2 separate regions of the Homo sapiens genome follow, and region 2 is linked to region 1. Evidence: read pairs that join two places in POLR2A ChIA-PET (ENCODE). Cell type or tissue: PC-3. All regions are shown on one strand. Each heading gives the region's core, and the rest is flanking DNA. Links, peaks and the distances in the headings are about the cores only. Region 1 overlaps SNX4 (sorting nexin 4). Region 2 holds the start of SLC12A8 (solute carrier family 12 member 8).

Region 1 (15,145 bases), core at 6,612-11,611:
GGAGGGTGACCATGTGGCCTGGTTTGCCCAGGAGAGTCCTGGTTTATAACTGTTGTCCTAATCTTTTTTTTTTTCAAGACAGAGTCTTGCTCCGTCACCCAGGCTGGAACACAACATGTGGTCCCCATCTTAAATGTCCCTATTTCCTCTCTAAAGGGGTCCCATTTGGATAATAAACTTTATGGTCACTCATCTTAGGGTAACCCCTGAAAAATAATCCCTGCTGTCATATTCCCCAACAAGGACGATGCTTTATGTCCTTTATACTACTTATCACTATTTTAAAGTATCTTATTTTTTATTTAAATGCTAACTTAATGTCTCCAATCACTAAAATATAAGCTCCACAATAACACAGAGTTTATGAGTATTTCCAGCTCATTCACTACTGTATCCACAACGCTTAGAAGAGTACCTCACACTGTAGGCACCAGCATTTGGAATCTCCACATTGGATCTCTCAGAGTTCCTGTGCAATAACAAGATTAACAGAGATCCTAACTAAGGGCCCAGACCTTGGCTCTGGTAGTCCTTGCCCCAAGGAAGAGGCAGGGTCCAGGGTTCTTATGAATCAGCCTAAATTCATTTAAGGATTGGGTATTCAGAACAATGCTTTCATGACTAACTATGTTAACTGAGTTAAAACGTTACTTTTATACTAAAGCAACTAGTTTGTATGTTCATTACTCTAGGGATAAACCCTTTGCTCTTCTTTCACTGAATTAAGTAAAATGAGTATTTATATTTTGTGTATGTATTTATTTTTAAATAGAAACAGAGTCTTGCTATGTTACCCAGTCTGGTCTCAAACTCCTGGGCTAAAGTGATCCTCCTGCCTCAGCTTCCCAAGTAGCTAGAACTATAGGAACATGCCACCAAGCCCAGATTGAGTATTTATATAAATATTCCACCCCCCTAAAAAGGAGAAATGTCAATAACCAGTAATGATGAAAAAACTGGTTGCTCATGCTTATGTTAAATAGAACACAGATAAAAAGAAACTAAACTTTGGCCAGGCGTGGTGGCTCACACCTGTAATCCCAGCACTTTGGGAGGCTGAGGCAGATGGATCACGAGGTCAAGAGATCAAGACCATCCTGGCTAACACGGTGAAACCCTATCTCTACTAAAAATACAGAAAAATTACCCGGGCATGGTGGTGGGCGCCTGTAGTCTCAACTACTCGGGAGGCTGAGGTGGGAGAATGGCTTGAGCTGGGGAGGTGGAGCTTGCAGTGAACCGAGATCACACCACGGCACTCCAGCCTAAGTGACAGAGCGAGACTCCGTGTCAAAAAAAAAAAAAAGAAAGAAAAAAAGAAACTAAATTTTATGATTATCTTTCTGGGTGTAATAATCACTCTCAAAAATCTTACGAAAATATTGCCAGCCAGGCAACAGTGGCTCACGCCTGTAATCCCAGCACTTTGGGAGGCTGAGGCGGGCAGATCACAAGGTCAGGAGATCGAGACCATCCTGGCTAACATGGTGAAACCCCGTCTCTACTAAAAAATACAAAACAAAAAATTAGTCAGGCATGGTGGTGAGCGCCTGTAGTCCCAGCTACTCAGGAGGCTGAGGCAGGAGAATGGCGTGAACCCGGAAGGCGGAGCTTGTAGTGAGCAGAGATTGCACCACTGCACTCCAGCCGGGGCGACAGAGCAAGACTCCATCTCAAAAAAAAAAAAAAGAAAATATTAATCTAGTACGCCAAAACTACAGACAAAATATGTCTGAGAAAAGGAAAATTAAAGTAAGATAACATTTCAATTTGAGGACAACAATCCAAGAGCCAAGGTCAAATATTCTTATAAGATATGACTATTTGGTCTCATTCAGAATGACCTCATGTTCACAGAAATAAAGCTTTCAACACTTCCTTTAACAACCATCTCTGCAAATATTAATTATATAATTAATAAGCAAGAGAGGTAATATGGGATGGTAATTAAGGAGGGCTTTCAGTTAGTCTAGACTTGGATTCAGCCTCTATCACTTGTAATTATGTGACCTTGGCTAAGTCACATTCTAGAGTTCCTCATCTAAAAAATGGGAATATTAACTCACCTCAAAGGTACTGAGGCAATATTGAGCAAAATAAACATAGTATAATTATAGTATAGTGCTTAGCACATAGTAAGCATATATGATTATGGTAATACTCAGATAAGAAACTGTTTTAGATTCTAAAAAAAGTTTTCTTCTTTTTTACCGTTTTTGACAATCTTTCTCAAATTATCTTCCTGAAAATAGTTTTCTTTATCGCCTTATAGCAACAGTTGTCAAGTTTTAGGCTAATGGGATGTACGTCTGGGATGAATTCAGTATTTTGAACAAACAATCCCATCAACTGAGTTACATGCAGTCCGCTGACCACATACTGAATTAAGAGTGCACAAGCAAAATTCTACTTTTTCTTGAGGCCTCCAGTTAACCATTACAAACAATTAATACTGAACTCATCTATGATACAGTGAAGTCCTAGGGGTTACAGGTGGGTAGGGATTTTGCCTCACGCCAAATGTACCCATTCTGCGATGTGTGACTCACATACCACTGCTACCTCCTTTTCCGCTATCAGGCTCAGCTGTCAATTGTCACTACTGTCACAATGTGCCTGTCTCCACTCACTTTTTAATCCTCTGCTAAAATAGGCTGTAACCTAAAAAACAGCAAAATTTGTCTGAATACCTATAATAAAATTAATGGGTCTGCTACAGGAAGACCAAAGTATAGTAGTAAAGTATAGCAGGAAGCCATGTTACATCCCCTTGAACATCTCAGAAGTCAGTTTTGCTTAAGTCCCAGCTTTCAACTGTGATCAGATTAGCTGTAACTGCCAAACATATGACCTCCAGATAAGTGAAATGTGATACACTCATTCTCTCTTTATATATATATATATATATATATATATACACATACACACACACACACGTATGTTATTTACATATGATTGTGGACATTTGTATGATGTACACATGTATATGAGGCTATGCAAAAAGGTCCCATTTCCCTGATGGGAGGAAGGACTTAAAACAAGAAACATCCACAACAAAATAAGGAATACAGAGAGACACATGGGTTTCCGAATTCTCTCCATCAATTTTATTTCTGGCTCACTACATTAGAAGTCTGATGTTTTGAATTATTAATTCTGTATACTGATATTACCTTTCAAATACTTTTCAAAAGTACAATACATAAGGCTCCCCCACAATGAAACATTCTATCTAAATACTTAAGCAGCACCTACACATAAGATTCAAGGCACTGGTAAATAGCAATTTTATAATGATGGAGAAACTCCAGAGTTTTCTCAGAATCACTAAAGTTACGGCCAAAAACTGTATTCAAAGACAAAAACTGATAACTATTAACTGCAGTAAAGACTTAATGACTAGAATTTTTAAATTTTTTGTTATATAAAGAGAATTCACTAAAATGATTGTATTTTAATCTTTTCCTTGTTAGCTTTTAACATATCAAACTATTTTTCAGAAAACTCTATCTAAACATAAATCGGTTTTTAAACTTCCAAGTTATTTCAGATCCATCCCTAAACTCAAATTCTACCATTCTCTCTGAGTGTTATAAAGTGATGAATTACAGCCAAGAAAATTCTAATTGTTTCAGTAGAACTGTCAACTAAATATTTATAGCTAGGCACAGTAAAACTAGCACTTCGGGAGGCTGAGGAGAGAGAATCGATTGAGCCCAGGAGTTCGAAACTAGCCTGGGCAACATAGTGAGACCTCATCTCTACAAAAGAAAAATTTTAAAATTAGCTAGGTATGGTGGCACGCGCCTGTAGTCTCAGCTACTTGGGAGGCTGAGGCAGGCGGATCGCTTGAGTCCAGGAGTTCAAGGCTGCAGTGAGCCATGATCACACCACTGCACTCTGGCCTGGGTGACAGAGCAAGACTCTGTCTCAAAATCATAAAAACTCCAAAATATTTATAAATTAGAATCAGTTTATGACAGAACTGGTTTATCATATTTTCTCTGCAGAAAAAAATTTTCCTCCTTCTAGTCTGTTTTGTGCCAAATTTCAAATATCTATGGGCCAATGCATGGGAAGTGTTTTTTAAATTACTGTAAAAAAATTTTCTTCTTCTTGTCTAGACATATTATATTGAACTTTTGGTACTGTATTATCATGTGAGTCATTGAACAATTTATATTATGTTATATATCAATTTATATTCTGTTAGTCTACTTACCTATTCAGTTTACACCAGAGATGAAAACTTTAAAAAGTTTGTAATAACCTTTGTTGTATTTCTTTTAGGGAAGAAATAAACAGCAGCATAGAACTCAAGTGTCCAGCTTACCACTACTAATGCTCCTTGATTTTCAGATCATCATCTCATTCCCAAACACTAATTCTAATGACTAAATTTAAAAAGCTGTTACAAAAACTAAATAATCCTGTACCACTAACAGATAAAACTTAGAACTATTTAAAAATGACTCCTTTGTCCCCATTTCAAACTGACCACCATGTCTCAACAGACAGAAGAAGCATGACTAAGGGCTTATCTTTTAGACTGCTAAGGTTGGACTCTTTCATATGTGATAGAGTGAGCAACTGTCGGGGGCAGGGATACGAATGGAAACAGGACAGAAGAAAAAAAGAGGCAAGGTATAATACTAGTACACTGGGGAAAATCTACAACTTGTATTTAAATTACTGCTTCATTACTATAAACACTAACTAAAAAAAAAAAAAAAAAATTCACTGTTACAAAATGTTCTTTCCCTGTAGAATAAATTTGCCCATTATAGTCTCATAAGTAACTAAAATTACACAAATCAAAAGTGAATTGTAGTGTTTCTTTGAAAACCTTACCAATGATATTTATTGTAAGACGATTTCCAACATTCATTTATTCAATAAATACCAAGTTCCCAATGAGTGCATGGCACCATGCTGGGAACTGTAAAGGAACATGGCAAATTTCATATAAATATTCTTACCTTCAGCTGAAACCCAGTTTCATTCACAGTCTCCTTCCAGTTACCTTCCTAAAAATTGAAGTTAATTTTAGAAATCATTATTGCAAAGCAAATATTCCAAATTAAGTAAATTAAATTTCTATCATTCTGTTCTTACTTCAGCAGGAATTGGAGAGAGAAGTTTAAAAAAATTTCTTTTCACTTCAAAATTAAACATTCAATCCAACTTCTAAAAGATTACCAAAGGTGAACCCAAGATTTTATAGATCTGGGCTTCAAAATACTGAAGACAAATTTTAATATTATTTAAATGATACCAAAAATACCATCATCAGTATCTTTAAATAGAAAAAGTTAACCAAAAGAATGACATAATCCATTAATTAGAAATTCATAACAAAAAATAAATTGCATATAAATTAATGAAAAGATCCTTAAAATAAGTATTCTACAATTTTTTTAAGAAACCCAAATTAAATGAATATTTTACTAAGACTAAATAAAAGAAAAATACCTGTGTTAAAAACAGATAGAAGATTTTGTCTCTACAAAGGATGGGATGTGAAGCAATCCTCAAGAGAAAGTTTTCTAAACCAATCCGTCGCCTCTCCACAAAATCTGGATCCATGTTGTCAGCAGAGAGTTTATGCCAAACAAATTCTGCCTAGGTAAACAAAATAATCATTAAGAATAGTCTCAATGCTGAATACTTCTAAACTACTGCCATTTCACTTCTTACCCGTTTTTCTGGCAGAGGTGGCACAACAATATGTGGATAGTAAACTAAAAGGTAGCTTCTCAACAACTCAAATTCACTATATCGCCGCCATAGTGAGTCTGTTAGGACACTCTGACCATCGGTATGTTCAACTGACCTGAAAAGGAACAGAACAACACTTGTTATTTTTTATAAACAAAAATACATACACATAAATACAATCACCTTTAAAATTATAACTACAGAATGATTATGAACCAGGCACTAAGTAAAGAACTTTTCATACATTTTTCTTTTTTTTCAAGACAGGGTCCCACTGTCGCTCAGGTTGGAGTGCAGTGGTGCAATCACCACTTACTGCAGCCTTCGCCTCCTGGGCTCAGGCAATCCTCCCACCTCAGCCTCCTGAGTAGCTGGGACCACAGGCACATGTCACCACATTGGCTAATACTTTAATTTTTTGTAAAGATGGGGTCCAGCTATGTTGCCCAGGCTGGTGTCAAACTCCTGGGCTTAAGCCATCCTCCTGCCTTGGCCTCATGTATTTTCATATTTAATCCTTATGACAACCCTGTGAGGCAGAGATTTATTATCCTCATTTTACAGATGAGGACACAGCTGCACAGTATATGCTCTGCCTATGATCACAAAGGTCTGTGGATAAAGCACTCAGATCCATCTGATTTCAAAGCCCTTACTCCTAACCACTTTCTTTCTGTTACAGAAAGCCTGTTTAAACATAAGAGAAACAGTTTTATTAGGAACACTCTAAAAGCCTTAATGCATAAATAATTGATTTTATAATATGATAAAATCTAGTTTAGCTAGTGTTTCATTAAATAAAAAGCATTTTTAACTTCACTTCTGCCAAAATGAGAGAATAACATTCACAACAAAGACCAAGACACCACAAAAACTTCAATTTAGGTTATTAATAAATCAGATTAATCCAAGTACCAAGAAATATCCAAAAGAACAAAATATTAGTTAGCTCTGAAAGAGTGGCGAAGAGGGGTCATAAAAATTCATCTCCAGTCTTACTTTTAATTATAAAGGGCTGGTAGGCAATGCCATGTCTCATACATACAAAAGTTCAATTTACTTTTGGCAGAAAGTTAAGGTAAAATCATATAAAGGATATTTTAAATATTTTGACTACTTAGGATTTCTTGCCAGCATAAGTAAGACCTATTAGGAAGCACCAGTCTTCTAAACATTATCAGGACCTTGCTATTTTCTAATTTGCTTGACAATAACCTGTTTGCCCTCCATGAAATGCACAAGGTGTATTTGTACATTAGGACAAAAAGTCACAGAACTTAAATCAGTCTCCAAATAGTCTAGAGAAAGTATTTACATCATGCCATGCTCAGCACAATAGATGCTCATTTTTATCATTTTTTAAGTTTGCTACTAAATTTATTCATTGCATATTAATAAAAATGAACCAAAATATGAAATGCAAAATTCACAAATGGCTCCCATGGCAAAAAAATAGAATTATTAAATCATAATTCATTTTAAAGAGTATACCTAGACATTAGTTATAACTAATACTATCCCAATTACAATGCCCAACTTCAGCTGAAAAATACTTGGGTTAATCTCAAGTTTCAAATTATTCAAAATCACTACCAACAAAACCCAAAACTTGTAAATAAGTGGATAAATAAAGCCTATAAGCAGTACACCTACAGGGCTGATAGAAGGTCTGCATAAGTGTTTAAAAAAAAAAAAAAAAAAAAACGCGGTTGGATGCGGTGGCTCACGCCTGTAATCCCAGCACTTTGGGAGGTCAAGGTGGGTGGATCAGGAGTTTGAGACCAGCCTGGCGAACATGGTGAAACCCCGTCTCTACTAAAAATACAAAAAATTATCTGGGCGTGGTGGCAGGTGCCTGTAATCCCAGCTACCCAGGAGGCTGAGACAGGAGAATTGCTTGAACCCGGGAGGCAGAGGTTGCACTGAGCTGAGATCGCGCCAACGCACTCCAGCCTGGGCAACAAGAGCGAAACTCCATCTCAAGAAAAACAAACAAACACCAAAAAAAAAAACCCAAAAAGGCAGGGTCTAGTAGTTTCATTATAAACTGACTAAAAGCACAGAGAAGACTTTCATTAGACCCCAAAACTACCTCATTTATCTAATCACTCAACAACTATTCAATAGTACCTAAATGGTTTTACTTGTAATATTTAACCCCCACAATGAAAATATGATCATTAACCATGTTTTACAAATTAAAAGAATTAATAACATACTGCCTTCCAAGCCATCAAGGCATTACTACCTATTCTAAAAGAGACATATATTTATTTTAAAAGAGTTCCTATTCAATGAAGAAGAACACATACAAAAATCTCTTGGGGAATTAAAAACCAGGGACTTTAGTTTTATTCAATCTTAGCCCACTAAACTATAACACTATAGAATAGGCACATATCAAAAATATCCTGTTTAACTTTAAACTTAAGAATTTACTGGCCAGGCGCAGTGGCTCATGCCTGTAATCCCAGCACTTTGGGAGGCCGAGGAGGGTGGATCACGAGCTCAGAAGATCAAGACGATCCTGGCTAACACAGTGAAACCCCGTTTCTACTAAAAAATACAAAAAATTACCCAGGCGTGGTGTTGCGCGCCTGTAGTCCCAGCTACTCGGGAGGCTGAGGCAGAATGGTGTGAACCCCAGAGGGTGGAGGTTGCAATGAGCTGAGATCGTGCCACTGCACTCCAGCCTGGGCGACAGAGCAAGACTCCGTCTCAAAAAAAAAAAAAAAAAAAAAAAAAAAAGAATTTACTTTGGAAGCTAGAGTTAACACTAATTTTTAAAGTATTTTTTAGGTGGCTAATTTACAAAAAAAAAAAAAATTACAGAAACAAAACCCTCTCGACAATTGGACTACAGACAGTTGCTAAATGGGCTTTCTACTTGTATCCAGAAGGTAGGTAGGTAGGTAAGCTACATGACAGAAGTTGAATTTCTAGTTAACATGAAGGGTCAATAATATTCATATTGTCCACAACTGTCTGCAAAACACTGAATTACAGAAACAATACTACATAATTAAATTAAGAAATTTGATGATTGCGGTTGATGAAGGTCAGTTAACCTTAGGGATAGTATAAAACAATCTATTCAAAATCAGTATTTCTCAAATCCCATGTCTATATGATGTGGAGTAGGGAAGAATTTCTTAAAACAGAAAAAACATAAATCATAAAGAGAAAAGACAGATAAACCTGTCTTAAAATGGAAAGCCTTTGTAGTTTAAAAGACAACAATCAAAATCATGGTCCAGCTGGGCACATTGGCTCACACCTGTAATTCCAGCACTTTGGGAGGAGGCCAAGGCAGGCAGATCACCTGAGGTCAGGAGTTCAAGACCAGCCTGGCCAACATGGCAAAACCCCATCTCTACTAAAAATACAAAAATCAGCTGGGTGTGGTGGTGCAAGTCTGTAATCCCAGCTACTTGGGAAGCTGAGGTGGGAGAATCACTTGAACCTGGGAAGAGGAGGTTGCAGTGAGTCAAGATCATGTCACGGCATTCCAGCCTGGGTGACAGAGCGAGACTCCACCTTAAAAAAAAAAAAAAAGGTCCATCGCCCATCTGTACTGAAAGCAGCTGGACCTTTAAATAAAAAATGTAAAATCCTGGGCCCTACCCCAAATCCTGCAGTTGTTTAACCAATTTTTCAAGTAATTCCAACATGTTTTTAAGTATAAAATCCATGTTTTAAAATAAATTTATATTGAAATATAGTTGTGAAAGTTGACTCAATAATCCTTTTGTGTGCCACACATTTATTGATGATCTACTTAAATATGTATTCACAGTCTAGCTATTACTGATGTATGGTCACTTCTAACTCCCAGGTTCAAATTAGAACTGGGCTACAGAAGAAAACAATGATCCTTTATTTATTTCAAAGTCAAGTACAAACATTATTAAGTTATTCCAGATTATCCAAATCAAGGTTCTCTCCTAGCAGTAAAAGTAATCAATACCTATGTGGGTGAAAAAACAGGCATATACTAAATATATCCTTTTTCATTGTAAACTTAAAATTTACTTAGAAGGCTACAGCTAACACTGTTTTCTAAAGTATTATTTTTAAAGTGGCTAATTTAACTTAAAAAACAAAAAAACAGAAACAAAAATCCTCTCACAGGGCCATGATCTTTAAAAAATAACCTTACAAATCTCTGGGATACATAAACATACATATGTCATGAAATGACCTAAGTTTGAAAAGAACCACATTACCTCTCTCATTTCCTAAACTTCTTACTGTATAAAAATTTTCTTTCTTTTTTTTTTTTAGAAGATTCTTTTCTCTCTTTTTCTTTCTTTCTGGTAGAAGGAAAACTAAATTTTCAGAATTGTCTGTAGACAATCTTCACCAAGATTTAAACTTTTATTTTAGGCAGAAACACAGACCTGGAAGAAGCCTTGAAAAGTCACAGGGTTCAGCACTAAGGCAAGCTCACAGGTAAAGCCTATGAAAATGGTAGGTTAAAATTTTTTTTCTTAAAAAAGTATTAACATTGGCCGGATGCGGTGGCTCGTGCCTGTAATCCCAGCACTTTGGGAGGCCGAGGTGGGTGGATCACGAGGTCAGAAATTCGAGACCAGTCTGGCCAACATGGTGAAACCCCATCTCTACTAAAACTACATGGTGACGGGCGCCTGTAATACCAGCTACTTGGGAGGCTAAGGCAGGTGAATCACTTGAACTCGGGAGGCAGGGTTTGCAGTGAGCCGAGATCGCGCCACCGCACTCTAGCCTGGGTGACAGAGTGAGACTCCATCTCAAAAAAAAAAAAAAAAAAGTATTAACATTAAAACATTGTTATAACACTTAACTTGGTTTGGTAGTTTTTTTTTTTTTTCTTTTTTTGAGACAGCCTCTCGCTCTGTCACCCAGGCTGGAGTGCAGTGGCAATCTCAGCTTACTGCAATCTCCACCTCCCAGGTTCAAGTGATTCTCCTGCCTCAGCCTCCCGAGTAGCTGGGACTACCACACCTGGCTAATTTTCATATTTTTAGTAGAGACGGGGTTTCGCCATGTTGGCCAGGGTGGTCTCAAACTCCTGACCTCAGGTGATCTGCCTGCCTTGGCCTCCCAAAGTGCGGAGATTACAGGCATGAGCCACCACGCCCAGCTAGGTTTGGTAGTCTATAATTTTACCGGCTATCAACAATTCTCTCATATCTATTTGTTTTAATTGAAAGCATTTCTGCTCAATCTCTGCAGACAGAAAAGAAATAGTACACTATTCTTTATATAAATTGTTAATAACTGACAACAACAAATTGAGTCTTCCCTTGCCTTTCTTTAGACAAAACAACTCTAATTCCTTTAGCTTTTCCCTTAGGAGGTAAAAGACAACTTTTCTGGTGAGTTTTTATTTCCTACTCCATAATTTGTCTTTTCTATTTTTACTCACCAAGTTCTTTTTCTTTGTTTTTTAAAGGTGTCTACTTCCCTTTATTCTTAATTTACTCCAAGTTCTAAAGCACCAATCTCAATGTTTCTGTTTGTTAATTTTTTGTAACTCCCAACTGTCCTAAGAGGATTCAGACCTTATTCTCTACTCCTAGAATTCTTTGTTAACCATTTCCACCTGCCCAAGTTCACTTCTACATGCCAGAGAACCTGGTATTCTTTTACAGAATTGCACAGGGATTCTAAGACCAAGGAATCCTCCAAAGCATGTATCGTTATTTGATACATGTTATTTATTCCAGATTCCAAAAGTATTCCACTAACCTCCCCTCTCCCCACAAAATAAATTCATTAAAATATAGCTATCTACCAAGAGTATCACAGCAAAAGATACAGCTGTTTACCCATTAAAAGATAAAGACACAGGGCTGGATGCAGTGGCTCACACGAGTAATCCCAGCATTTTGGGAGGCTGAGGCAGGAGTATCACTTGAGCCCAGGAGTTTGAGACCAGACTGAGCAACAGAGTGAGACCCCATCTCTACAAAAAATTTTAAAACTGCCAGACACAGTGGCTCACACTTGTAATCCGAACACTTTGGGAGGCCGAGGCGGGTGGATCGTTTGAGATCAGGAGTTTGAGACCAGCCTGACCAACACGGTGAAACCCTGTCTCTACTAAAAACACAAAAAAATTAGCTGGGTGTGGTAGCACATGCCTGTAATCCCAGCTACTTGGGAGGCTAAGGCAGGAGAATCGCTTGAATCCGGGAGACAGAGATTGCAGTGAGCCAAGATCATGCCACTGCATTCTAGCCTGGGCGAAAGAGTGAGACTCCATCTCAAAAAAAAAAAAAAAAAAAGCCAGCCATGGTGGCTCACGCCTGTATGCCAGCTACTCAGGAAACTGAGGTGACCCCAGGAGTTTGAGGCTGCAGTGAGCCATGACTACACCACTGCACTCCAGCCCAGGCAACAGAATGAGACCCTGTCTCAAAAAAAAGTAAAGAAACAAAGTCAATCCCGAAAAAAAAAATAACCTTTAAAAAATTCTGTTATACAGCAGAGTCTGCATCAATAGCTATCAGAAAAAGCTTTCTGTCTACCTGCCCAGGTGTAATTTCTGTTACCCACCTTGTTTCAATGAGGTAAGCAGTATATGTTTCTTGCATGTTCATGGCATTTCTTCCAGTTCGTTTTTCTGCTTCTGAAACACTGATTTCTATCTTCTTCAACCAAAAATTATTGTGTGTCATCTGGACAAAAGTAAATAAAACAACAACAACAACAAAAACCTTTAAGATGGTACTGAAAAAAGCCTCAGCTATATAAATTAAACCCATTATTGGGTTTATATATTTCAAAATAGTTACTTATAGTTCTTGAGTTGCCAGGGGTTGCAAAATGGCAGCAGCAAATGATAGCCTGTCAACAAACAAAAGTACATTAACTTTTCCAGAGGTATTTTAGTTATGTATGTATTTATTTTTATTTTTTTTGAGACCAAGTCTCACTCTGCCACCCAGGCTGAAGTGCACTGGCGCGATCTCAGCTCACTGCAACCTTCACCTCCTGGGTTCAAGGGATTCTCCTGCCTCAGTCTTCCAAGTAGCTGGGATTACAGGCACGCACCAACATGCTCAACTGACTTTGGTATTTTCAGTAGAAACTGGGTTTCACCATGTTGGCCAGGCTGGTCTCAAACTCCTGACCTCAGGTGTTCCACCTGCCTTGGCCTCCCAAAGTGCTGGGATTATAGGCATGAGCCACTGCACCCAGCCTTCCAGAGGTAGTTTAAAAGGTAAGAAAATATCTTAAAAACACATTAGACACAAAGGATTCTGGGAGGATAGTGGAGTAGGAAGCACCAGGAATCCATCTCCCCACCTAGACGACAACTGCACTGGCAGACTCTGTCTGATGTAAGTATTTGGGAACTCTGGAGTCCAATAAAGGCTTGCAACTCCCAGGGGAAGGCTTGGATGACAAAATGTGGTTAATTTCAATCAATTTCAGCTACCTATCCCTTAGTGCCTAGCAGGCAGCTGTGCAGCATTCCTGGAACAGCCTGATGCAGCCAGGGTAGGCAAAAAGGGCCTTGTTCTCCAAACATCCAGGATCTGTCCTCTGATCACCAACTGCTTCTTCTAAGAGGCACAGACGAAGTGGTGGTCATTGCTGTTGCTCCTCCCCATGTTGTTGCAAGCCTCTTGTCCTGGCTGAAGTGACTTCCAGGGGACTTCAAAAGCCAGCATCCTGTTTTTCCTCCCTTCATTTTTCTTTTGACCCCCTTTTGTAAGCCAGATGTTAAAAACTTGGACCTTCAGCCAGGTGTGGTAGAGCGTGTCTTTAGTCCTAACTACTAAGGAGGCTGAGGCAGGTGGATCAGTTCATCCCAGGAGGTCAAAACTAGACTGGGAAACACAGGAAGACTTTGTCTCTTCAAAAGAAAAAATTGGACATTTAAAAACAACTGGATTTGTGAGGACAATTAGAAAATAATCACACATGCCCAGGAAAAGGCTCAAGCTCAGGAAAGATCTATAAAGACTTTAAGTTTACACCTCTCTCAGGCTGATCTTTGGCATGGAGACAGCCTACAGTAATTAAAAAATAAATAAATAAATAACAAAAACAGCAACCCCCAGGGTAGGAGAAGAATTCGATGTCCAGAGTTACCACATTATTACATGCAAATGCCTAGTTTTCAACAACAACAAAAAAAATCACAAGGCATATAAAGAAACAGGGTGGTATGATCCCTTCAGAGGGAAAAAATACATCAACAGAAACTGCTCCTAAAAAAGACATGATGACAGATCTACTAGAAAAAGACTTTATCCCTTTTTTCATTTCTTTTTTTTTTTTTTTAGACAGAGTCTAGCTCTGTCACCCAGGCAGGACTGCTGTGGTGCAATCTCAATTCAGCGCAACCTCAGGCTCCTGGATTCAAGCGATTCCTGTGCTTCAGCCTCCTGAGTAGCCAGGATTACAGGCTTGTGCCACCATACCAGGCTAATTTTTTTTTTTTTTTTTCTGAGACAGTCTTGCTCTATCGCCAGGTCGGAGTGCAGTGGCACGATCTCAGCTCACTGTAACCTCCACCTCTTGGGTTCAAGGGATTCTCCTGCCTTAGCCTCCAGAGTAGCTGAGACTACAGGCCATGTTGTCCAAGCTTGTCTTGAAGTCCTGGGCTCAAATGATCCACCTGCCTCAGCCTTCCAAGCTGCTGGCATTACAGGCATGAGCCACCATGCCTGGATGACAAAGACTTTAAAGTAATCATCTTATAGATGCTCAGAGAACTTAAAGAAAGATGTGGAGAAAGTAAAAAAAAAAAAAAAAAAAAAAAAAAAAAAAAAAAAAAGATGTATGAACAAAATAGAAGTATCCAGTACAGAGATAGAAAACTTAAAAAGAAGCCAAAAAGTGGCAGGGCATGATGGTTCATGCCTGTAATCCCAGCACTTTGGGAGGCTGAGGCGGGCAGGTCACCTGAGGTCAGGAGTTCAAGACCAGTCTAGCCAACATGTTGAAACTCCATCTTTACTAAAAATACAAAAACTAGCTGGGTGTGGTGGCGGGCGCTTGTAATCCCAATCTCAGCTACTCAGAGACTGAGGCATGGAGAATTACTTGAACCCAGGAGGCGGAGGTTGCAGTGAGCAAAGACCACGCCACTGCACTCCAGCCTGGGTGATAGAAAAAAAAAAAAAAAAAAAAGAAACCAAAAAGAAATTCTGGAGCTGAAAAGTACAATAACTGAAATTAAAAGTTCACTAGAGGGGTTCAAAGGCAAATTTGAGCAAGCACAAGAGAGAACTGGCAAACTAGAAGATAGGAGAATGGAAATGATCAAGTCCAAGGAACAGAAAAAAGATGGAAGGAAAGTAAACAGAGCTTAAGGGACATGCAGGACACCATCAAACGGACCAACATGTGCACTGTGGTAGTAAGGAGAGGGGAGAGAGAAAAAGGAGAAGGGACAGTATCTGAAGAAATAATGGTTGAAAATTTC
Region 2 (15,145 bases), core at 4,417-9,416, 280 kb before region 1:
AGGGAAAGATATAAGCTCTGGGGAATGGTGTGGTTCAGCTGGAAGGTGTGGCAGGAAGAAGAAGATGTGGGGAACTCGACTTGAGACTCAGGTGGGGTCAGACTGTATAGGGCTGAGGCTGAAGAGTTTGAGCCCTGAGTGGTGCACATGAGGAGACACTGAAGGTTTTAAACAGGGGAGAGAGGAACAGATGCCATCACAGGGGAGATCTCAGAATGTCTTATTTGTCTCTCCTTTGGGAATTCCTGGGCCTCACATTTTCTGTCTGGGTTTCTTGTTCATTGTTGATTCTCTCCCCTCTGATGGGGCTTGTCCCCCTGTTACAAGGCTGGGAAACCCTCCTGCCACTCTCTAGAAGCAGGAAAGAAACCCAAGGGATGGTGAAAACTTCATGTTGAGTGATCATGGATGGCAAAGACCCTGGGTGCACATAGTTTCTGGATAAACACTTTAGTATGGTTTATTATTATTATTATTTCTTAAGGGATCAGCTCTCCATTTCTGGGTAGAGCCACTTCAATTCCATATCTACAGAATGCATGTAACTAATGATCAGCAGGGAGAAGATAAAGAAAAAAGAAGAAAAAAAAATAGCAAACACCAGGGCATTCAGAAATCCTTTTGGCTTCAGAACATAAGAGTTTTTTCAGAAATAAATTTACCTTCTTACATTGGTTTGATTCAGAATTAAAATGAGTTCATATTATCTGAGTCCTCACTGTGACTGTCTGTGGAAGACCTCTCAGGATGGAGTTTGGAGTTGTGGGGGATCCCAGGATTCAAAATCCACCACAAATAATGCCAAAGGTTTTCTGTATATGAACAGTTAATAATGGCTATAATATTTTGGCTATAATATTTTCTCATTGAACTGGATGACCAAAATAGACTTTGGAGTTAATTACATCTAAAGGGTGCGCTGTAATGTTTGCATCCAGCCCACTGTCTGGGGATCCCCGTGCTCACAGGCCTCCATCACAGACCCTGGCACATCCTGAGCCTACCTGCTGGGCTGCCTCATGGAAGAGCTCCTGCACCTGGGACATCTGGGTCATTCTCCAGCAAGCAGGGATCCTGGTGATCTGGACAGGGAGACTGCTCTGGAAGGTAACAGCATCCTTGGTCAGGCTGGCTTCTCCTCTCCTCTCCCCTTGTTGTCCATCCTTTCTCTCTACTAGAATTGTTCAAACTACCAGGCGAGGCCCTGGCTGAGGAAGAAACCTTGTCTACCTCATCTGGAAACTTGGCCGGGTTACCTTTTTGGTACCCAGGTAGATCCCGCTGGTCCTTCAGTGCCCACCTGTGCTCAAACCTTGCTGCCCTAGAACCTCAGGCACTCCCAGCTCTCTCCTTCCCTGAGCTCCTTAAATACGTGAGGGTCAGAGCCAGCTGCCCTGCTGCCCAGCCCTTGAGGACACAGAGTCACACTCCTCTCCCACCCTCAAGTGCCTCGTGAACCCCTCTCTCCAGGAGGAGGGCATCATGACGCACTAGACCTGGCTGCAGGTGGTGAGTGAATGTAGCTGCGCCCTGAGCAGAGGGGAGAGGGGCCATGAGGAGGCTGTTTTGGGGCCCTTCTGGAGCAGGGCCGGAGAAGGGTAGGAGATTGAAGAGGGTGAGTGAGAAAAGGCTGGACAGGACTAGGGCAGCTCCTCAACCCACCCCCAGGCACCCTCCCCTTCGCGCTGGACCTGGCTTTCCTTGAGGGGAGGAGGGAGTTTGTCCCCTTGATCTGTGTGGCGCCTCTCCCCAGCACAGTGCTGCAAGGTAGACGGGGCTCAGGACCCTTTGGTAGAAGGAGGAAGGGGGAGGAAGAGAGCGAGGGGGAGGGTTAGAGCTGATCTTCCTGGGAAGAAGGCGACTAAGGACAGCAGCCAGCGCTGGCGAGGAGGGAAGGCGCCCGGAGCACTGAGTGGGGGGTTGGGAGAGGAGGGTTAGCCCAGTGGGAAGCTGGGAAGGCTGGGGGACTTGGTGGGCTGCAGTCCTGCCAAAAGCCGGGTGACAGGTAGGGAGCCAGAGCACCCGGGTGTCCCCGGCTGCCCGCGCCGCACAGAGCAAGGGACCCCAGGCCTCCGCTCGCCCTTCCCGCCGCCCCGCGGCCTCCGCAGGCCGCCCCGCAGGCCTCCGCCCACATTCACCTGGCTCCTCCGCGGAGCCCCTACCCTCACGTTTGGGCCACGCTGGGACCCGGGCCCCTTGGCACCCCACGCAGACGCGGACCCGCACCCCAAGTACTGGGGCCAGGCCCGTGTGCCGGCGCGCGGGTGACCGGCGGTAGGAGAGGATCCACCTGGGCGGGGAGGTGGGGGCAAAGGTGACCCCAGGCCTGGCTCCTAACTGCGGGCCGGGGAGAGGAACTGTCCCGAGACCACCCTCTCCACCCCCCACAGCCCTTCCGCCCTCACCTGCTCCTGGGACAGCCAGCTCCCAGCGCCCGGCCCGCCCGGTCCCCGCCCCGCCGCCACGTGGCTGCCCCGGCTCGGCTGCGCGGGTCCCAGCTGTCCCGTCCCGGCGGGGGCACCCCTGCCACGCCAGCACCGGGAGTCTCGGGCCCAGGTGGCGAGGAGGCGCTGCAGAGGCTTTCCCTCCGCAAGGGTCGGGCCTTCGCGCCTACCTGGACAAGAACATTCACCTGGGTAGGGGCAGGGCTGGGGGAAAACAGGGAGTAGGGGCCGCAAGCCCACAGGCTCGAAGTGACCAGCCACTGCCTCTCCCCCCTCGACAGTGCAACCAGCGGAAATGCCCAGCCCCGGGACCAGGGGACTAGGGACAGGAGCCTACCCTGTGCGGCTCTGAGGAGTGGCTGTGAGCACTGCACGCAGGACTGAGAAAGCCCGGGATAAGCCCGGAGTGCAGGGAAACCCGCAGCCCCCTGGGCAGATGTGGAGAAGAATCTGGACAAGCTGACCGAGACCCCGGTACCGGGGGTCTCCGTGTGTGCCTGGCTGCGTGATCAGGTGACCCCAGACTCTGAGGGCGTGGAACTGCTTTTGCCAGGAAAGCGCTCTGGGCATGCTGTGTAGGGGTGAATTACCCTTACCCCCTTCACCAAGACCCAGAACTGCCTTTCCTAGGGGTGAAGTAAGGTTTCCAGGGCCTCATGTTGCAGAAAAAAAGAACCCTAAATTAACATACAGAGAGATTAAATTATCTCCATTCCCAATCTGGCATATTTCCTAAACCTTAAATAATTTGAGAGGCTTCCATGTGGGCTTCTGAGAAACAGGAGGGCAGCTGGGAGAACTTCCCACGCCCACAAGCCTTTGTGTGAAAATCCCTAAAAATAGAGGTTGTTCTTCTAAAAACAAAAGGGAAGGCTAAGCCATGGGAACACTGACAGAACCTAACCTCTCGCTTCTGCTCCAGCAAAGACGCGTGTGAAGATATAGAACATCATATTTGCCATTTTTACCATTTTAACTGTACAGTTCAGTGGTATTAATCACACACAATATTGTCCAACCATCATCGCTATTTCCAAAACTTTCATCGTCCCCAATAGACACTCTGTACCCACTAAGTACTAACTCCCCGTTTCGTCTACCCTCAGAGGTAACTCCCCTCATCTACTTCCCGTCTCTATGGATTTACCTATTTTGTGTATTTCATGTAAGTAGAATCATACAATACTTGTCCTTTTGTGTCTGGCTTACTTCACTCAGCATAATGTCCTCAAGGTTCATCCATGTTGTAGCATGTGTCAGAATTTCATTCCCAGCAAAGAAATTTTTAATAACCCATCTCTGCCAGAAAAAAAGACCCCCCAAAAGTTACAGATTAACCATCTGTGAACAAAGGATGAATGGGCGGACAGGCTGACACAGTCACGTTACTGGAATCCATTATGCAGTCACCGCTTGGCATCTGCAGGAAATTAGTTCCAGGCCCCCTGACCAATACCAAAATGCGTAGATGCTTAAGTCCCTGATATAAAGTGATGTAGTATTTGCATTTAACCTACACACATCCTCCCACATACTTTAAGTCATCTCCAGATTACGTATAATACCTAATTCAAGGCCAGGCACAGTAGCTCACACCTGTAATTCCAGCACTTTGGAATTACAAAAATTCCAAATCTCCAGGCCAAGGTGAGAGGATCACGTGAGCCCAGGAATTCAAGACCAGCTTGGGCAACACGGTGAGAGCCTATTCTTTTCCCCACAAAAGAAATTTTAAAAATTAGCTGGGCATGGTGGTGCATGCCTGTAGTCCCACCTACTTGGGAGGCTGAGGTGGGAGGATTGCCTGAGCCCAGGAGGTTGAGGCTCTAGTGAGCCATGATCATACCACTACATTAAAGCCTGAGTGACAGAGTGAGATCCTGTCTTAAAAAAAAAACAAACAAACAATCAAACAAAAAAAAAAAACTATGTAAATTGTTGTTATACTGTATTGTTTAGGGAATAATGACAAGAAGAAAACTTTGTACATGCTCAGTACAGCTGCAACCATGCTTTTTTTTTTAACCAAATATTTTTGACCTGCCTTGGTCAAATCCACAGATATGAAGGGCTGACTGTATTTCCACAGATTCATCAGAATGATCAGCAGAGTCATTTTTCTTATTCACTTTTGGTGGGTCATACATGACACTGCTCTTTTTTTTTTTTTTTTGCCTCAAGCTGGTTTCCTGTTTGCTGTCACCTTCCGATGAGTCTCCCTCTAAGTGTCAACATGAATTTTGAAGAATCTGCATTCAATTCCATATCAGCCTGAGTTAAAAACTTTAGAATGGGGAATCCACCTCTCGCTTTATAACCACCTACTTCCTGTCACTCGTCATTTTCTAAATAAATGAGAAGTTCCCTTCAAAGCTTATAAGCATCTTCTAAACCCAGAAACAAATATAGTTGTTTATTTTCTTCATGTTAAGGCTACAGAAACCTGCCCTTTGCAAAGAAAAATATATATATATCCTGCTTAATGTAGATTTTTCTTATAACAATAACACTAACCTTAAAAAAACAAAAAAACAAAAACAAAAACAAAAAACCTCATGTTGAAAAATAGTATCCTGGCTGGGCGAGGTGGCTTGCACCTGTAATCCCAGAGTTTTGGGAGGCTGAGGCAGGTGGATCATCTGAGGTCAGGAGTTCGAGACCAGCCTGGCCAACATGGTGAAAAACTGTCTCTACTAAAAATACCAAATTTAGCCAGGTGTGATGGTAGGCACCTGTGATTCGGGAGGCTGAAACAGGAGAATTGCTTGAACCTGGGAGGTAGAGGTTGCAGTGAGCTGAGATCATGCCACTGCACTCCAGCCTGGGCGACAGAGTAAGACTCTGTCAAAAAAAAAAAAAAAAAAGAGAGAGAGAGAGATAGTATCCTGCATATCCTTTAAACATTGCCATTTTGAAGATACTGCCCTACATGAACTAGGAAAAGCATGTTTGTTGCATCATTACTTTGTAATACTTTAAACAATGAGAACAACCTAAATGTCCATCAACAGAAGACTGCTTAGATAAACGGTACAGCCATACTATGACAGCTGGCATTAGAAATAATTAGGTGTTTCTGGGCTGGGTGCAGTGGCTCACGCCTATAATCCTAGCACTTTGAGAGGCTGAGGCCGGCGGATCACCTGAGGTCAGGAGTTTGAGACCAGCCTGGCTAACATTTGTTTTTTTTTTTTTTTTTTTTTTGAGACAGAGCCTCGCCCTGTCGCTCTGGATGGAGTGCAATGGCATGATCTCGGCTCACTGCAACCTCTGCCTCCTGGGTTCCAACGATTCTCCTGCTTCAGCCTCCCGAATAGCTGGGATTACAGGCGCCTGCCACCATGTCCAGCTAATTTTTGTATTTTTAGTAGAGACGGGGTTTCACCATGTTGGCCAGGCTGGTCTCGAACTCCTGACTTCGTGATCCGCCCCCTCAACCTCCCAAAGTGCTGGGATTACAGGCATGAGCCACTGTGCCCAGCTGCCTGGCCAACATTTCTCATAAAAATACAAAAAATAAAAACCCCATTTCCTTTTTTTTTTTTTTTTTTTTTTTGAGACGGAATCTCACTCTGTTGCCAGGCTGGAGTACAGTGGCATGATCTTGGCTCACCACAACCTCTGCCTGCCAGGTTCAAGTGATTCTCCTGCCTCAGCCTCCCGAGTAGCTGGGATTACAAGCGCCAGCCACCACACCTGGCTAATTTTTGTATTTTTAGTAGAGACAGGGTTTCATCGTGTTGGCCAGGCTCGTCTCGAACTCCTGACTTCAGGTGATCCACCTGCCTCGTCCTAAAAACCTCATTTCTAATAAAAATACAAAACAAATTAGCTAGGTATCATGGCGTGTGCCTGTAACCCCAGCTACTTGGGAGGCTGAGGCACAAGAATTGCTTGAACCTGGGAGGCGGAAGTTGCAGTGGGCTGAGATGGTGCCACTGCACTCCAGCCTGGGTGGCAGAGTGAGACTCCATCTCAAAAAAAAAAAAAAAGAAGCAAAGAATTAAATGTTTCTATACATGCTATCATGGAACTCTGTTCATCACATAATAATGAATAAACACAGCAAGTCGAAGAATAATGTATAGTGTTGTTTTAAAAAGCAGTGTACACACACACACACACACACACACACACACACACACACACACACACATATATGTGGTTTGTATAGAAAAATATGGCCGGGCGCGGTGGCTCATGTCTGTAATCCCAGCACTTTGGGAGGCTGAGGCGGTTGGATTACCTGAGGTCGGGAGTTCAAGACCAGCCTGACCAACATGGAAAAACTCCGTCTTTACTAAAAATACAAAAACATTAGCCGGGCATGGTGGCACATGCCTGTAATTCCAGCTACTCTGGAGGCTGAGGCAGGAGAATCGCTTGAACCAGGGAGGCGGAGGTTGCGGTGAGCCGAGATTGCACCATTGCACTCCAGCCTGGGCAACAAGAACAAAACTCCATCTCAAAAAACAAAAAAAGAAAGAAAGAAAGAAAAGAAAAAAAAATACACATCAATCTGTTAATAGTGGTTATCTCCAGGGAGGGATTGAGATAGTGAGTATAGACTTTGGTGTATAAATTCTGAATTTTTGTTGTTGTTGTTCTGGTAGAGACAGGGTCTCTGTTGCCCAGGCTGGTCTCAGGCAATTCTCCTGCCTCAGCCTCCCAAAGTGCTGGGATTATAGGCATGAGCCGCCAAACCAGTCAATTCTGGATTTTTATTTATTTATTTTTTCTTGCAACAAGCATACGTTACTTTGGAATCTGGAAGGGGTGGGGTGGGAGATGAATAAGAAAATTAAAAAACAAACAATGTGGGGTAGATTGTATTTCCCATATGCTCTTCCTACAATATGATGTTGGGATTCCTTCAAAAGGAGTTAGGGTCTATGTTACCTCCCACTGAGCCTGAGTGGACCTTTTTAAGTGCCCCAGCCAACAGGAGAAATGGCAGAAATGACACTACATGACTTTGTGGGCTAGGTCCTAAAGGCAATACGGAGCCTGGCTTCCTCACTGTCAGTGCACTTACCCTTGGGATTCAGCCACCATGTTGTGAGGAAGCCACATGGAGAGGCCACATGTTGGTGTTCCAGCCAATAGCCAGTGTCAACCACTGGACATGTGAGTGAAACAAGCCTGCAGATGATTCCAGCCGCCCGCGGAGGCTCCAGGCATTGTAGAGCAAAGACAAGCTGTGCTTGCTGGGCTCTGTCTGAATTCCTGACTCACAGAACCCATAAGAGAAAATAAATCATTGTTGTTGTTGTAAGCCACTAAGGTTTGGGGTAATCTGTTACGCAGTGATAGTGAATACCTAGAGCATCCAACCAAGGTTAAAAAAAAAACATTTTATTTCCCTTCAAAGTATTTCTATTTATTTCATTGTTTGAATTCACTGTTTTTGAAGCCCGGTTATATATATAAAAAGAATAATATTGCTATTAAAACTCACTTTTTTTTTTGAGACGGAGTTTCGCTTTTGTTGCCCAGGCTGGAGTGCAATGGCACAATCTTGGCTCATGGCAACCTCCACCTCCTGGGTTCAAGTGATTCCCCTGCCTCAGCCTCCCGAGTAGCTGGAATTACAGGCATGCACCACCATGCCCAGGTGATCTTGTATTTTTAGTAAAGATGGGGTTTCACCATGTTGGCCAGGCTGGTCTTGAACTCCCGAGCTCAGGTGATCCACCTGCCTGAGCTAGGTGAGACACACAAAGCAATAGGCTCACTACTGTGTGCTTCACCTTGACCTTGAGTTGTTACTGAATAGAAGAAAAGGTGAATTTAAGGCCGGGTGTGGTGGCTTAGGCCTGTAATCCCAGCACTTCGAGAGGCCAGATGCTCCCTCACCTCTTTCCTTCCAGTGGCTGGCACTGAGAAATGCCATCTGTGTGAAGGCTGGCAACAAAATCATAACCTGAAAGATAGCGTCATTTGTCAGAAAGTCTGAACCCTGGAGGGAGATCAGGGCTCCGAAAAGGTCAACCAGAATAGGAATGGGAAAGCAGGTTGAAAACATTAAGTCATGATGTGAATAGGTATGTACACAAAAACATATCTATCTCACAGCCTAGGCCCTGGAACCACAGTCAAAAGTGCCTCGAGAGGTGGCTCACCTAGTGTGGTGCACATTTTACAATCACCTAGGGGTGGTTTCAGAAAATACCAATACCTGGGGGACCCACCTCCAGATATTCTGACTTAATTACTTAATTGGTCTGGGGTGGGGCCTAGAAATCAGCATTTTCTTTAAACTTCTCAGATGATTCTAATGCTCAGCCAAGGTTTGAAAATCATGAGATTTCTAGCCCGATAGTATTTTTTCCCCTCTTCAAAACACCTGAGAGATGGAATACATCTTGTTGGCAGTGGTGTCTTATTGTAGTTACAATTTTCAATGACAGGGAGAAGGTGGATATATCACTAAGGCAGCACAAGTAATTTACTATTTAAAGAGAGTAATTATATAAACTGCATATATATGTTTTAGTTGGTCATTGTGATGCACCTCCCTGGGGCAAGCCTGCGTATTTAAAAAAATCACAGGAATTCTGCACACACTCACAAGGGTTTGCCGGCTCTGAGGGTGGAGCCGAGATTGGAACATAGGTCTCATTCCAATGCCAGGCTCTCTCCTCTGCACAATGCAACCTCTTTAATCCAGGTGAAGAGATAAAACAGAAAAAAGTTTTCCTTCTTCATGGACTTTGACATGCAATTCCAAGAGCCCCAGGTCCAAGAGGGTGTCCTGCCAGAGGGCCACCCAGCATTCCGGGGAGCTGGGAGGGGGTGACTCGGGAGATGCAGGCCGGAACAAAGCACAAGCCCTCACACAGGCTGAGAGAGCCTGGCTCCCAGGGAAGTTGGGGCAGGCCAGTCTCCTCCTCTGGCTTCCCTGGTAAGACTGAGTGGAGAGGGAAGGGCCGCAGCTTTCCTGGTGTCGGGTGTTCAGCTCCTGTTGGACAGGTCTCTCCTCCAGGATCTAGGCTATTTGTTGATTCTGGGGGTTTGCCCTGACAAGAGAAAGTCATTCTGCCTCTATCAGCCACCTGGCATCTGTCATGGGCTGGGACCTGGTGGGAGCACAAAACAAAATGTAGATGCAGAAAGGAGCCAGAGAAACAGGGTCCAGATTATTTTATGATGACAGTGGCAGCCTCACTAGACTGTGACAACAAAGTGATTAGCATTAGCTTTTCCTCAAATACCATCTACGGCAGACCCAGTGACAGGCTGTCTAGAGTGTAGATGAGAGAAGTCAGGTCTGGATCTGAGACCTGATTCTCCCTCTTCACTCTATGACCTTGCCCACGGTCTCCAATGTGTCTAAGCTTCCATTTTCTTACTTGTAGCATGGAGTTAATGATTAAGACCTGCCGAGCCTACCTGGCAGAGTGGTTATGAACATTCTAGAATTTTACTGGGGACTGAAATCCAGATCAGCTATCTCGTTTTCACAATCCACTATTTTCCCTCCCATTTTGAAAATCACATGTCCAGTTTTCTGGTCTTACGGCAGTTATCCAGAGCCTCAAACTCCCTGCGAGTGATTCTTCTGCCGGACCGGCAAGCTTCTCTTTCCATCCTTGGATATAACTCAGGGGCCTGCATCCCCTCCTTCAACCACATTCACCAAACATCTGTTGCTCACCGACTGTGGCCAACACAGAACACAGAGTGGGAAGCAAGACCGCTCCAGGCAGGCGGGCAAGACAGACTTTCATCAAATGCTCACACATTACAAACAGCCGTCTAGAGGCTAGAGAAACTGTACAGAGTGATGAGAGAGATTCTGAAATGGTTAATGTGACCTAATCAGGAAAATCAGGATACGCTTTTCTGGGAAAGTGATGCTAGGGCTGAAATCCAAGGGATGTATGGGGTGGGAGTAGGAGGTTTAATGGAGTGTAGAGAGAAAATAGTGCCTTTGTAGCCCAAGAGGACATGACCAAGTATCCGAAGCTGAAAGCAGTCCAGTGGTGAAAGAGGAGAGAGGATGAGAGCCTTACTGTAGGGAAGGCGGGGGCTACGAGCAGCAGATGACCTCACAGGGCCAAGGTAAGGAATGCCATGTTTCTCCAAGTAACAACTGGGAAGCTTCTGACGCATGGCTGTTATGTGGAGCAAGAACCAGAGGCCAAGAAGAATGCATGTACAGGAACTTACAGAAACCCAGGCAAGACCTGAAGGTGGTTTGGGCTGTGGTAGTAGTAAAGGGAGGGAGGGTTCCAAAGAATTTGAGAAATATTCACAAGCCCTGCCCTCCAGGAGTGGCCTGATTGATTAGATCATAGAATACTTACTGAACCCCATCCAGCAGTGAGCATTTTCCATTACTAAGCCTCACATGTGGACATGTCTCTTTTTTGCTTCTTCTTTTCTTTGCTCCTATGCAACTGGAGCAGTGAGAAAAGGGCTGGGGCCCACCTGCTCACTGATGAGTCCTGGCCATCCTACTCCTTATTCATTCGATTCTCATATACTGAGATGCCCCGGTCAGCACGAGGTGGTAAGGTGCCAAGGGGAAGGAAGTGGCTCTAGAGGCCTTACAGTTCCAGCCACATCCTCTAGCTCATTTCTATACTAGGGTTTGGGAAATGGGCATAGCACATATTGTATTAAGAGGGTGCCTTGTTTCCCACTGGCCATTGATTCTTGTGTGCCACTTTACGGAATTTTTTTTGAAGGTTATGGCAAGTGCGAGTTGTAATTGAGTGCAGAATTCTGGCATTTCCAGGCTCCTGGATGACAGCATCATCTTAATGCCACTGAATTTCCACCACACTTCTAATACCTTCAAATAGCCCTCCGAATGCCTCCTGTACCCCCTAGCATTGTTCATTCATTCACACTTGCTCATTGTGTGAGGTAGCTTTATGCTCTCTGAACTTAATGCCTTTAAGAAGCTTACAATCTAATCCAGGGGGTCTCACAATCTTCTCCTGATGATCAATTTAGTTTTGAATGTTCCTGAAATATGAATACTTAAAAAAAAAACAAATAAACCTAACCTGCATGAGAGGCAGGGCTTCAAAACTCATCACATAGCATCTGCTGGTTGTTTCTATTCGATGTATACCTGTGATTATGGTATAGACACTCAGGAGAAAGAAATAAAAAGAATAGCAAAGAAGGGGCAGAAATAGTGAAAGAAAAATAATGTAAGAGAAAAAAAGGAAGAGAGAAAAAAGTGGTTCCAACATCCTAACCTCATTGTCCATAATTTTGCTTTTGCCTCATGGGTCAGCCAGGTTCCCGTTCCTGACTAACCAATAGCTTAGGAGTGAGAAAGTGGGGACTTCCACCTCAGTATATTCCCTTACTTTTGTAGGATGACACTTCTGCTTATTGTTTCTCATTTGTGGCAATGTATGTCAGTGTTGTTTAGACTTCGTCCACAATGTTCCATCCCGTTCAGTGTATGTGATAATGAAATCATACTTTTTTTGAGACAGGGTCTCACTCTGACACCCAGAGTGGAGTGCAGTGGCACAATCACGGCTCACTGCAGCCCCAACCTCCTGAGCTCATGATCCTCCCATCTCGGCCTCCTGAGTTGGTGGGACTTCAGGTGTGCACCACCACACCTGGGTGTTAAAAGTTTTTTTGAGAGATGGGGGTCTCTGCTATGTTGCCCAGGCTGGAGTCATAGTTTTTTAATGAAGTTTTTTGATTATGCGTTTCTAAGGTTTAGGGCATGTGCTTTATAATACGCTGTACTCCATTTCCCAGTGAACACAAATTATGAGATAAGTAATCACTTATTTACAAAATTCCTATCACTTCTGCCTCACTAACTAGTTATTCCTTGTTGGTCAATTAAATCCAGACAGACTCTCATATCTTCTTCAGTCTTTTGAAAGATAATATTGTCTGCAAGTGAAAGTTATTACATGTTCTGCTTTACATGAGATGAAGCTTCCAATTGTGAGGAAGCCAGGCTCTCTATTGCCTTTAGGACCTAGCCCACAAAGTCATGTAGTGTCATTTCCACCATTTCTCCTATTGGTTGGGGCACTTAAAAAGTCCACTCAGGCTCAATGGGAGGTAACATAGACTCTACTCCTTTTGAAGGAATCCCAACATCATGTTGTAAGAAGAGCATATGGGAAATACAATCTACTCCACATTGTTTGTTTTTTTAATTTTCTTATTCATCTCCCACCCCGCCCCCTCCAGATTCCAAATACTTTGGAATCTGTATTTACTGAATACAGTAAATACAGTAAATACACTTGTCCAACTCTGCTCTATCTTGCTTTTGTGCTGCTTCAAAATCTGGATAGGCTGGGCACAGTGTAATCACACCTGTAATCCCAACACTTTGGGAGGCCAAGAAGGGAGGACTGCTTCAGTCCAGGAGTTCGAGATCAGCCTGGGTAACATAAACAAACAAACAAACAAAAAAACCCTGTCTCTATAAAAAATAAAACAAAGATTAGCTAGATGTAATGGAGCAAGCCTGAAGCCTCAGCTATTCAGAAGGCTGAGGCAAGAGGATCTCTAGAGCCCAGGAGTTCGAGGACACAGTGAGCTATGATCATGCCACTACACTCCACCTGGGCAACAGAGCGAGACCTCCTTAAGAAAATAAATACATAAAATCTGAATAGGGTATGTATTTAGCACTTTACAGTTTACAAATTATCTCAAGTGATTTGACATTCACAGCAATTCATATAGGCATTCTTTACCCTTAATTTGCAGATGAAAAAGTTGAGGTTCAGAAAAATATGTGACTTGAACGAGGCTACACAGATAGATCAAGGCAGAACAGTGATTTAATCCTCTTAAGTCCTCTGCTTATTTCACTGCCCCTTATTTGCCCATGCAGCCTATAGAATATTATCAAACTACAGCTCTACTGTCTCACAATCATCCCCAACAAAAAACATGCATAGCTCATTTAAAGCTGTCCCATGCAGCATTGGATATACTGCCTTGGAAGTATTTTCTTGAAGGATATTTTTAGTCCGAGGTAGGGTGATCACTTGAGACCAGGAGTTCAACAGCAAGCCTGGGAAACATACCAAGACCCTGTCTCTACACAACATAATAAACATAACGGGGCATGGTGGCACATGCCCGTAGTCCCACCTACTCAGGAGGCTGAAGCAAGAGGATCACTTGAGCCCAGGAGTACAAGGCTGCAGTGAACTATGATCATGCCATTGCATTCCAGCCTGGGCCACAGAGCAAGACTCCATCCCCCTCCCCCCGAAAAAAACATAAAACAATCCACAAAAAAAGGAAACCCTATTTTTTACACACATATTACTAGACTCTGTGTTTACTCTCCCCTTCCCCCCCACCCCCGACAACGCACAAAACTGCTCTCAGCCATCTTCTGTGAGGTCTCAAATCACTCTGCATGCATTTACTCTGCTGTGTCCTCTTTCAGCCATTTCGTGATCTAGCAATCAGGCTTAACCCTCATACTGTCTTCACAAAAGTTGCGTTAGGGTGATGGTGCTGAAACTTCCATAGTTTTCCCATAGGGAAAACTACCATATCGGAAGTTTAAAAGGTAAGTTTGGCAGAGGCCAAAATACCTTGAAGGAAATGGCCAAGGAAGAGAAAGAGAATCATACAAAGGGACAGCTGGAAGTTATTTAACATGAAGTACCATAAACATAATCGTAGTCTGGGAGGATTGAACAAGTAGCATATGACTTCAAGGTGTTTAAAATATTAATACCTTTCCATGAAGACTGCTAGAATGACGAATCAGCCTTGGTTTAGTTATTTCTCCACTTCCAGGAAACCATCTCTCACCACCCATTTCCAACCCCGCAGTGGGGTACAGGTGACCCTCTAGTGTATTTTCACTCTAATGTGTGTGAACCTCAGTCCTGTGGTAGGTCAGTTCCTTCAAAACAAAGTCTGTTTCTCATTTCCACAGTCCAGGCTTGAATCCTATCCCTAACTTTGTTACTTTAGGTAGAGTATAATTTTTGACAATGTTCCCTATTTCCACTTTTTTAGTCTGTATATATTTTCTATCTTGTGAAATTTATTAAGATTATATTTTCTAATCCTATCCTAACAAAGGGAATAAATGTACTTACAAGTTTGAGGGATGATATTACTCAGCATAGCACTCAACACATCTTAACACTCATTGTTTGCTTGAATAATCTAAAGTACAATACTGCAACCTGCAATTGATAACACTATAAATACCTTTCACATGGTCAAATAAAGATGCTAATGGCCTCAACCACCTATTATTTGCATGGAGCACAATGCCTGTTATTAAATAGATGATTGGTGCTGAATGAACGCAGGGTCAAAGAAGTCGGCCCCAGTAAGACTCAGATCAATAGAAAACACAGTTCCTACCTTGGGCAAGGCATTTCTTTGGCTCCCTTCCCCACCTTGACACAACATCTTATTTTCAGAACCTTATTAAGAATGAGAAGCTAGGGAAAATTAAGGTTACAACTTTAAAAGTTCATCTGTATTAGTAGGTAAATATGCAAATGCTCAAATGTTCTCTAACAATTCAAGTCCATTTCTAAACTTGAGTTTTCCCAGTCACTTGAAAATCACTTTGAAATGTCATTCTAATTTACAATATCACATTTCACATCCCAGCTCTTACACATATGCATATGCAGCTGTGTGAATGTCTGGGTAAAATGTTCCTTTTAATTACACTTGAAAATGACAAAAGAAAGAAAATTATGAGACCC

Evidence for each region. Peaks named below come from ENCODE experiments on the same cell type or tissue, not always from the same donor. Only the 100,000 strongest peaks of a DNase experiment are listed, where the experiment ranks them.
Region 2: POLR2A ChIA-PET joins it to region 1 with 5 read pairs; 2 of 35 experiments call an interaction of 5 or more read pairs at or near these places.

Annotation. Positions count from the first base shown.
Region 1 is chr3:125,492,362-125,507,506 of GRCh38, forward strand. SNX4 (sorting nexin 4) reads right to left here. Exons shown (of 14, transcript NM_003794.4): 2 at 12,262-12,383; 3 at 5,698-5,833; 4 at 5,473-5,622; 5 at 4,980-5,027. Among named protein-coding and RNA genes, the nearest start is that of SNX4, 20 kb to the right of the region's middle. In PC-3, for the core only: no CTCF peak of the experiment used is centred there; a DNase peak (open chromatin) is centred at 9,210.
Region 2 is chr3:125,210,295-125,225,439 of GRCh38, forward strand. SLC12A8 (solute carrier family 12 member 8) reads right to left here and starts at 2,454. Exons shown (of 14, transcript NM_024628.6): 1 at 2,406-2,454; 2 at 1,005-1,100. The coding sequence starts at 1,055. RefSeq lists an enhancer at 1,575-2,174 and silencers at 2,066-2,115, 2,126-2,345, 2,386-2,535. In PC-3, for the core only: no CTCF peak of the experiment used is centred there; no DNase peak of the experiment used is centred there.